2 separate regions of the Homo sapiens genome follow, and region 1 is linked to region 2. A link is an interaction called in ENCODE POLR2A ChIA-PET data of the cell type or tissue named here. Cell type or tissue: OCI-LY7. All regions are shown on one strand. Links, peaks and the distances in the headings refer to the core of each region. The heading gives the core; the rest is flanking DNA. Region 1 has its middle 17 kb from the start of DHCR7. Region 2 holds the start of DEFB108B (defensin beta 108B).

Evidence for each region. ChIA-PET counts read pairs that join two places held together with the same protein. Peaks named below come from ENCODE experiments on the same cell type or tissue, not always from the same donor. Only the 100,000 strongest peaks of a DNase experiment are listed, where the experiment ranks them.
Region 1: POLR2A ChIA-PET joins it to region 2 with 10 read pairs; 2 of 35 experiments call an interaction of 5 or more read pairs at or near these places.

What each region holds. Positions count from the first base shown.
Region 1 is chr11:71,428,743-71,434,120 of GRCh38, forward strand. It overlaps a transcript of DHCR7 not described here. Among named protein-coding and RNA genes, the nearest start is that of DHCR7, 17 kb to the right of the region's middle. In OCI-LY7, for the core only: no CTCF peak of the experiment used is centred there; no DNase peak of the experiment used is centred there.
Region 2 is chr11:71,828,428-71,833,805 of GRCh38, forward strand. DEFB108B (defensin beta 108B) reads left to right here and starts at 4,773. Exons shown (of 2, transcript NM_001002035.2): 1 at 4,773-4,830. The coding sequence starts at 4,773. All of the region lies in intron 6 of XNDC1N-ZNF705EP-ALG1L9P (XNDC1N-ZNF705EP-ALG1L9P readthrough), which reads right to left. In OCI-LY7, for the core only: no CTCF peak of the experiment used is centred there; no DNase peak of the experiment used is centred there.

The sequences.
Region 1 (5,378 bases), core at 205-5,204, 400 kb before region 2:
CCAGATGGTTCTGCAGACGCCTTTGCTGCCCTCCCCAGGGTCATCTCCAAGTCTTAAAGGGAAGGCAGCTCTTCCTGCCTCTACTCAGCCTCCACAGCAGCATTTCTCATCTGCAAGGCAAGTCAAGAATTCTTTCTCAAGACAGAGTGGAGTTCACTCCCAGTTAAAGAAAAAAATAATAACCATGTAATTCAAATGCCTCCCGCCTCCTCCTCACTTATCTAAGTCTGTAGCCTTCCAAGTGTGCTCAGGGGTAGGAAGAAGTGAGCCAACAACAAGGAAACCAGTTCCAGAATTGGCACTTCCATTGCAGCTAAGTGTTGCAAACAGTTCTGCAACTGAAATCCCTGGCCAGAAAGCTTGGCGGCCGATGTCTTGATGATCCTGGCTGTGGGGATTTGCATCAGTAGTTCTAACTGGGCTTTGACTGAGGTGGAGCAGTGCCAGAGGCCCAGGGAGGTGGTGGGCATGGCTATTGCTGTGTCAATATGGGAGGCTGCAGCAAGAGAGGTCTGACAGTCCACAGGGCGGCTGAGGCCCTCAGAACGACCCTGGCTTTTATTCTGAGCAACATGAGAAGACCTTGGAAAGTTCTGAGCAGTGGAGTGACAGCATGTGACTCACATTTTGATGGGATAGTCTGGCTGTTGAGCCGAGAACAGACTGTGGGCGGGGGCAGGAGGCAGGGAGACATGCGCTGAGGCTAAGAGAGGACAGAGCCTGGGACGGGGGCACCCGGTAGATGGAAAGCGGTCAGATCCTGGACATTTCATGGGCACAGCCACAGGCTTGCCCTCTGATGGAACGTGGCGTGAGGGAGGGGAGTCAGGGATGATACCTGGTTTTCGGTTAGAGCAACTGACATTTATGGGAAAAGGTCAGTACTGATTGAGGGGGTGAAGTCGAGTAACCTTTCAGATGCTGAGTGAGGTGTAGAGGGAGCATGTGGACTCATGAGCGGCGTTCAGGACAAAGGCATGGCTGGAGATGAAACCTTGGAGTCACCAAGCCGTGGAGGTGTTTAAAGCTGTGAGCCAGGTGGACTTGCCTGGTACTTGCCTCTTGCTAACAGCCATCTTGCAGCTTCCCTGTGTGTCCAGGTGACCACACTCACCCTGTGCAAACCCCCACCCCTGACCACTTCCTGGAACAACAAAGAGCTGGTCCACGTCTGTGGCTCATTGTTGAATTTGAGGCATTGAGTTTCCAAAAGCCAGACCCATCCCGTCCCCAGCTCCCAGTCACTGCGGTCTTGGTCTTCCCAGGTAACATCCAGATTTCCTAACAGATTTGGAGACCAAGGTTTGGGAAAGGGGCAAGAGTGGATCTGTGAGCTGAGGAGGCACTCAGGGAGAATAATCTGCCCATCCTGATGAAATAAACACACAGAGGGGACTTAGATCTCAAGTCTGCATGGAATGTTCTCCTCAATGAGGCCTCTTGACCAGAAAATCTGGCCGGGCTGTGGCCTGACGTTCCCTCTCCTGATAATGCAGGGTTTTTCTTGGTCCTTTCACGGGACTCACAGCAGGGGCGCCCCGTCTACTCAGCTCACTGTGCTCAACCCCTTGTGGGAGGGAGCATGTGAGCATGTGAGTGTGGGATCCGGCCGGCCATTCCAAGTGCAGACACAGGAGCAAGCTCCATGCAGGACCCGTGGCCAGACTAGGCGTGTTGCAGCACCCAGGTGAGGGTGCCTGTGACCCCAAAGCCCCAGAGGCAGTGTTACAGTGCTCCTTTAGTTCTGCCATTTGTGGGTGGTGGTGTGTTAGCAGCTCAGTTGTCCCCCTGCCTTGTCATGTGGGGTGGCTGCCCTCCACTGGCAAGGGCAAAGGGCTAGTGTGACAGCCTTTCTGGGTACTCACACTAGCTGGGTCCCACTCTTGCCCAGCATCCAAAAAGAATGAAGTCATATGGACACTTGAAGGATGGTGAAGGCCGAGAATTTTACTGAGCAACCAAAACAGCTCTAAGTGGAGAGGGGAGCTAGAGAGGGGCCAGGAAGGGCAGGTCATCTTCCCCAAAGTCAGGCCGTCTCCCCTCTACTGAATGAGTCTGGAGTCTTTATAGGTACAGGATGGGGAGTGCATGCTGATTGGCTTGTGAGTATGCAGTAAAAGGTTAAAACTAGGCTGGGCACGGTGGCTCACGCCTGTAATCCCAGCACTTTGGGAGGCCAAGGCGGGCAGATCACCTGAGGTTAGGAGTTCGAGACCAGCCTGACCAACATGGAGAAACCCAGTCTCTACTAAAAATACAAAAATTAGCCGGGTATGGTGGTGCATGCCTGTAATCCCAGCTACTCGGGAGGCTGAGGCAGGAGAATGGCTTGAACCCGGGAGGCGGAGGTTGCAGTGAGCAGAGATTGCGCCACTGCACTCCAGCCTGGGTGACAGAGCAAGACTCTGTCTCCAAAACAAACAAACAAAAGGTTAAAGCAAAGATGCCACTCAAAGGTGGACACAACAGTGTAGGAAACCAATTAGGAAAGGTTGGGTATATGTAAAATAGGTGAAGGGTGGGGATCCATCAGAGGGAAGTGCACCAAACAGCAAGACAAGTTGTCAGTCCAGTCCAAGGATAGCTTGGCTTTCAGGCTTTAAACTGTCTTTGGCTTGGAGGTGGGGCTTCACCGGGGATCCACCTCTGTCTGCTGGGCATTTGGCTGCCTCCTGTCGCTATCACTGACGCCCACCTCTGACAGTACTCCAGACAAGAAGGGCTGACTCCTGCTCCTGAAACAGCCCTCCCTGCAGGCAACGTGGTGAAACCAAGCCCAGTCGGCCCTCGGTGGCACCAGTGCCTGCGTGGAAACCCCCCTCCTGGCCAGAAGTCCTCCTCCTCCTCCTTGGCCTGCTTAGGGCAGGAAGGTCTAGTTTATTAAAAACAAATGCATTGTATCTGTCCAGGTGCAAGCAGCCTTCCTCACCACTACTATAATCCTGCAGAAGTGTTGCTGAAAAATAACATTTATCAAAAATACAGAAAAAAACCACTATCTATTACCTCCGCTATGCAGCTATGAATAGCATTAATGTTTATGTTTTGGTATATATCCTTTTATGTATATATTTCATATGAAAACTTTATTTTTTTTGAGACAGGGTCTTGCTCTGTTGGCCCAGGCTGGAGTGCAATGGCACAATCACGGTCCACTACAGCCTCAACCTCCCCAGGCTCAGGTGATCCTCCTGCCTCAGCCTCCTGAATAGCTGGGACTACAAGCATGTGCCACCATGCCCAACTAATTTTTTAATTGTTTTTACAGAGATGGGGTTTCGCCATGTTGCCCTGGATGGTTTCAAACTCCTGAACTCAAGTGATCTGCCCACATTGGCCTCCCAAAGTGCTGGGATTACAGGCGTGAGCCACTGCGCCCAGCAGAAAACTTTATTATCTACCATACTTGCACCAACATTGTTATTGAAACATATTCCTCCTCCCTTGATTTCTTCAGGGTAAATTTCTTGACGTGAATGAACAGAACTCCTACGTACTGTTTAGGAGAACACTGGCTTCTTGTTGACCTTGGTGATGCTGGGAGTTACTGCTGCAATAAAGTTTGCCAATGTGATCAAGTTTGCCAAAGGATCACGTGATGTTAACTTTCCTCCCTCTAATTACTAGGGAAATTGAACAGCTTTTCAGATCTTCATTGGTCATTTATATTTTTTAATGGTATTTTCAATTGACAATAATTGTTTATATTTATGGGGTACAATGTGATGTTTTGATACATGTGTAAATTGCAGAATGAGTAAATCAAGCTAATTAACATATCCATAACTTCATCTGTGTATTTTTGTGGGCATAGTGAGAACACTGAAAATTTACTCTTAGCAATTTTGAAATATATAATACATTCCGAACTATGGTCACCCACCATGCTGTGCCACAGATCTCAGAAACTTATTCTCCTGTCTAACCCAAACATTGTACTCTGTGACCTACATTGCCCCTTTGCCTCTCCTCCTTAGGTTTAAATTTGGCCTCTACCAGTTGCTAGTTCTGTCATTTGGGGTGAGTTGCTTTAAACCCCAGGCCTCAGTTTCCCAAGAAATCAGCTGTGCCATCAAAGACAGTGCCTGCAATCTGCGCAGCTCCTCCCAGGACAGAGATATGTGCTGAGCAATTGATTGTTAAATGTGGACCAGAAAGCAGATCTGCTGGAGCCAACAGCAAGCAGGGTGGTTTCTGAGAAAGGCCTCACCTCGCTTTCGAAGGTTGAGGTTGGAGAGGGTGGGGTGTATCAGGATTGAATCTACTCATGGGAAAATAGCCTCTCTGAATGTGCCCACTGGATTCCTGCCCTGACCCTGTCCTGGGGTACTGGATGCCTGCCCCTTATCAGAGGGCAGTGCCATGCCCTGTAAAGCACAGTTCAGATGGCCCTGGCAATTGGTCCGAGCCGTCCTTCATTCTGGAAGGGGGCAAAGGCCAGGCCAGCTTCCCAGGGATCAGGCACTGTGGCTTCACTGGGAACAGAATGCTCTCTGTACATGGAGAATGGTAGAGGCTGGCACTGTCTAATCTGAGCTCCTGGATCACCCTGTTCTCGCCCAGAGAGAAGCTGGCTCCATCTGGGGATGAGTGAGGGCAGACGTGTCTGGTGGGACAGAGCCTGGGCCACAGCCTTGCACCTGCAGAACCCATTGTACAAACACACAGTGCATGGAAGAGGAACCTGCAGCCCAGCACAAAGCTGCTCAAACAGAAACCAAACCAAAAGCTAACCTCAGCCAATTCAGAGGCAGGTCCACATCTGAACCAAGAGCTCTCCCAGCAAATTGGCCTGGAAAGCCCTTCTCACATCAAGGCAGGAAGATAATAATGACCCTCATCTTTCAAAAGAGGAAGCTGAGACACTGAGAGGGTAGGTCCCCTGAAGGTCATACAGCTCTTAAATGCTGGGGCCAGGATTCCAACGCAGGCAGGGAGGCCCGGATCTGAGCTCACAGTGACCACACCCCAGCCTCTGTGAACTGAATTTACGCAATGTCTGGGAAGAAAAGGCAGGGTCCACTCCGCTCAGAGCCATGCAGGGCAGTGTGCTCCCGTCTCCCCGGCATTTGAATCACTCTTGTGGTGTGTGTCCAGCACAGATGCACGGGACCCCTCAGGCCCATATCCTCAAACAGGTAGTGGTGGGGCACCAGTGCACGAACACTAGGGCTCAGCAGTCAGCCTGGGCGGGTCACAGTTCCGATACCCTCCAGGCTGTCTGGGAGGCGGCCTGGCTGTGGGACCAGTTCTCATGTGAAGCAATGAAGCCACTCTGAGCTTGGCCCCCTGCCCTGGCATGGGCACTGGGCTGCCTGTGTGAAACTCTTGTTTCTCCAGGTGCAAGACAAACCTGGCACTCTTTCTGGCTTCTCCAT
Region 2 (5,378 bases), core at 97-5,096:
GAAGGGAAGGTGGGGACAAAAGCCTGAAAAACTATCTATTGGGTATTATGTTTTCTATCTGGGTTACAAGATCATTCATACTCCTCAGCATCACACAATGTGCCAATGTAAAAACCTGCACATGCATCTCCTGAATCTAAAATAAAAGTTGAATTTTTTTTTAAATGGGCAAAGATCTGGCTAACACGGTGAAACCCTGTCTCCACTAAAAAAAAAAAAAAATACAAAAAATACAAAAAATTAGCTGGGCATGGTGGCGGGTGCCTGTAGTCCCAGCTACTTGGGAGGCTGAGGCAGGAGAATGGCATGAACCTGGGAGGTGGAGCTTGCAGTGAGCCAAGATCACGCCACTGCACTCCAGCCTGGGTGACAAAGCGAGACTCCATCTCAAAAAAAAAAAAAAAAAAAAGGGCAAAGATCTGAGTAGACATTTCCCAGAAGAACAGATACAAATGGCCAACAAATATATGAAAAAATTCTTACCGTCTCTAATCATCAGGGGGATGTAAATAAAAAAACCACCATGAAATATCATCTGATACCTCTTAGAATAGCTATTATCAAAAAGATGTATAACAAGTATTAGTGAGGATGTGGAGAAAAGATAACCCTTGTATACTTGTGGTGGAAATACAAATTACTATGTCCATTTCAGATAATAGTATGAAGGTTTCTCAAAAATTTTTTAAATAAAACTACCTGCTGATGAGGCTGTTGAGATATAAGAACACTTTTACACTGTTGGTGGGAATGTAAATTAGTTCAACTATTGTGGAAGACAGTATGGTGATTCCTCAAAGACCTACAACCAGAAATACCACTTGACCCAGCAATCCCATTACTGGGTATATACCAAAAGGAATATAAATCATTCTATTATAAAGATACATGCATACATATGTTCATTGCAGCACTATTCACAATAGCAAAGACATGGAATCAACCCAAATGTCCATCAGTGACAGACTGGATAAAGAAAATGTGGTACGTATACACCATGGAATACTATGCAGCCGTAAAAAGGAATGAGATCATGTTCTTTGCAGGAACATGAATGGAGCTGGAAGCCATTATCCTCAGCAAACTAACCCATGAACAGAAAACCAAACACTGCACGTTCTAACTTATAAGTGGGAGCAGAACAGTGAGAACACATGGATATTAGGAGGGGAACAACACACACTGGGGACTGTTGGGAGGCAGGTGGAGGAAGAGTATCAGGATAAATGGCTGATACATATATGCAATGGAATATTATTCAGTGTTACATAATAATGAAACCCTGTCATTTGTGACAACATGGATGGACTTGGAGGGCATTACGTTATATGAAATAGGCCAACCACAGAATGACAATTACTATATGATTTCACTTGTATTTGAAATCTAAAATAGAAAAACTCACAAAAGCAGAGAGTAGAATGGTGGTTGCCAGGGGCCGTGGTGCTGGGGAAATGGGTAGATGTGGTTACAGCACAAAGTTTCAGATATACCACATAAGTAAGTTCTGGAGGTCTCGTTTACAGCATAGTGCTTACAGCTAAGAATACTGTATTACACACTTAAAATTTGCTAAAAGGATAGATTTTGTATTCTTACCAATATTTGTTACCAAAAAAATAATAATAATAAAGGGGGGGGACTTAGGGAGGTGAAGGATATGTTTATAATCTTGATGGTAGTGATGTGTTCATGGTGTATACTTATCCCCAAACTCACTGAGATGTACACCTTAAATATGTACAGCTTTTTAAATGTAATCATAGCTCAACAAAGTCAGTTAAAAAAAAACAAGAGGGGTTGGTTAAAATACTTAAAAGGAGGGGTAGATGCTCCCTTGTTTTTCTCTCTTGGCTTTTTTCCTTCCTGCTGCCTGGAATTCAAAAATGATAGGTGGGGATTTGGCAGCCAAACTAGAGCCTCTTCTAAAGTATAGCAGAACAGAGAGCTGGAAGGGGCCTGCATCCCTAATGAATTTGGCAGGTATCTGTATTAGCCATGGTAGGTAGAACTATAGATTTAAGTGAGGGAGAAACCAACTTCTGCCTTGTTTAAGCCAGTTTGTTCAGACATTAATTTTATATACATATAGAGAACATATGCTCCTTTATGAGTAGGAAAAATGTTTATGCCATATGGTCCGTGATGGGTGTTCAACAATGTAGGATGAGGCTGATTATGATGACAATGGTGACAAATAGCATGAAATAATAAGCAATGAAAAAAAGATGGCCTAATAGTTCTGTATGGTTACTTTATTTAAAGATTCTGCTGCTAATATCATTCAATGTATTTGTATGCTGGTGGGAGTTTTATTAGATGTAGACTAAGAAAGTTTACATTATTTAATGAAAAATACTTGACCACCTCTCCCTCTCCCTCCCTCTCCCCCTCCCCCTCCCCTCCCCCTCTCCCTCTCCCTCTTTCCACGGTCTCCCTCTGATGCCGAGCCAAAGCTGGACTGTACTGCTCCATCTCCGCTCACTGCAACCTCCCTGCCTGATTCTCCTGCCTCAGCCTGCCGAGTGCCTGCGATTGCAGGCACGTGCAGCCACGCATGACTGGTTTTCGTATTTTTTTGGTGGAGACTGGGTTTCGCTCTGTTGGCCGGGCTGGTCTCCAACTCCTAACCACGAGTGATCTGCCAGCCTCAGCCTCCCGAGGCGCCGGGATTGCAGACAGAGTCTTGTTCACTCAGTGCTCAATGTTGCCCAGGCTGGAGTGCAGTGGCGTGATCTCGGCTCACTACAACCTCCACCTCCAAGCCGCCTGCCTTGGCCTCCCAAAGTGCCAAGATTGCAGCCTCTGCCCAGCCACCACCCCGTCTGGGAAGTGAGGAGTGTCTCTGTCTGGCCGCCCATCATCTGGGATGTGAGGAACCCCTCTGCCCGGCTGCCCAGTCTGGGAAGTGAGGAGTGCCTCTCCCCGGCCGCCATCCCGTCTAGGAAGTGAGGAGCGTCTCTGCCCAGCCGCCCATGTCTGAGATGTGGGGAGCACCTCTGCCCCGCCACCCCGTCTGGCATGTGAGGAGCACCTCTGCCCGGCAGCCGCCCCATCCGGGAAGTGAGGAGCGTCTCCGCCCGGCAGCCGGCCCGTCCGGGAGGTGGGGGGCAGCCCCCACCCATCCAGCCTCCCCGTCCGGGAGGGAGGCGGGGGGCAGCCCCGGGGGCAGCCCCCGCCCGGCCAGCCGCCCCGTCCGGGAGGGAGGTGGGGGGCCGCCTCCGCCCGGCCGCCGCCCCGTCTGGGAGGTGGGGGGCGCCTCTGCCCGGCCGCCCCTTCTGGGAAGTGAGGAGCCCCTCTGCCCGGCCGCCACCCCGTCTGGGAGGTGTACCCAACAGCTCATTGAGAATGGGCCATGATGACGATGGCGGTTTTGTCGAATAGAAAAGGGGGAAATGTGGGGAAAAGATAGAGAAATCAGATTGTTGCTGTGTCTGTGTAGAAAGAAGTAGATTTAGGAGACTCCATTTTGTTCTGTACTAAGAAAAATTCTTCTGCATTGGGATGCTGTTGATCTATGACCTTACCCCCAACCCGGTGCTCTCTGAAACATGTTTTGTGTCCACTCAGGGTTAAATGGATTAAGGGCGGTGCAAGATGTGCTTTGTTAAACAGATGCTTGAAGGCAGCATGCTCGTTAAGAGTCATCACCACTCCCTAATCTCAAGTAACCAGGGACACAAACACTGCGGAAGGCCGCAGGGTCCTCTGCCTAGGAAAACCAGAGACCTTTGTTCACTTGTTTATCTGCTGACCTTCCTTCCACTACTGTCCTATGACCCTGCCAAATCCCCCTCTGCAAGAAACACCCAAGAATGATCAATAAAAACAACAACAACAAACAACAAAAAATACTAGACCAATTTTAAAAAAAATAAAAATATCATGAGATGGAACTAAGCATCTGTATTGCAAAGTAACTCTCCCAGTTGATTTTCTGCATAGTAATGATTGAGAATCCCCTGATCTAGATCCAACAGATCTCGACCTTTATAGACGCTATCAAGGAAGCACCTAAGGAAGACAATTTTCCTGACTATATCCATACCTCCAGTTAGTAATAGATCTAGAGATCTAGAATCCAAATCCAGACCTCCTGCCTCCATGTGCGGTGGTCTTTCACTGTTGTTTTGTTCCACTTGGTGAAGAGGATTTGAGAATAAATAGCCACATGATTCAACTCCCTCCTCAGTTCTGAGTAATATAGTCTTGTCCTAGCAAGCAAGAAGCTCATACAGTAGTGGATGAGGCAAATATACATTCACTAATCTAACATACAAGGCAGTAAGTACTGTAACATAAACAAAGCACTTTGGACTTTCAGACCAGGAGAAAGTGGGGTGATTAATTCTTAGCAGGGCAAGTAAAGTCTGGGAAGTGTTCACTAACAAAATGTCTGGTCATTAATGAAACCAACTGGTTTCTCAACACAGTCTAATTTATTGTAACAATATAAATGGTTGTTTGTTCATAAACTTTCATCTTTTGCCAAAATGTTTGTAGCTTATGTCCCCATTTAACAAGGTTTTATGGCCAAAACTGTGCACCCACATCATACTAATGAACTGGCTGTCCAATAAAAAAAGGACTCTCAGTCTTCCCATAAAAGCAATTTTGCATGCATAGAACACGTCTATCTATGAATATGCCTAATGAGGTACACAAAGACTCTTATTATCCAAACAGAGACATTCCACTGGTGCTAGACAGCCACAGATGGAAGTTTTCTCTGCCTCCTGGAAATGAAGACAAACTTTTTTCTTTCTTCAGCCATGAGGATTGCTGTCCTCCTCTTCGCCATTTTCTTCTTTATGAGCCAAGTTCTACCAGGTAACAAAATAAACTTGGTAAGAGTAGAGTGCCTAACACCTTACAGGGATTCAATACTCAAAGAGAAATCACCATCACCTATAACCAGAAAAGGGGGTCTCATAGGAAATCTGGAAGACTCATTGGCTGAGAGGCCTGCAGCCATCTAATTCATTAATTCTCCATAGCAACTCAGTTAAATGAAGTCAATGGTGTTTCAAGTCTTTGAAACCCTCTTATTCCATCTCCAAATTAGGCAAGTTTACTAGCAGTTACTAGACATCAAAAATTAAAAATCAGGCATTATTCTACTAAATCTTGGTCTCCAAAGCTCCTCTAGTTTCCTTCAGCAACAGTTAGTTTTCCTAAGAACTGGCATAAGAGCTATGCCAAAGCTGTGGTAGGCTCAGACAGAAGGGATTGGTGGAAGAAGTCTCTTTGAAAATATTATTATAATCTAAGAAATCTTTAACCTATTGCTCCCCAATACTGTTGGTCACTGGGGCTTGACTTTTCCCCTTAAGGCTCCATCTCCATCCCTGGCTTTCCCTCTTCCTTCTCAGCATCTA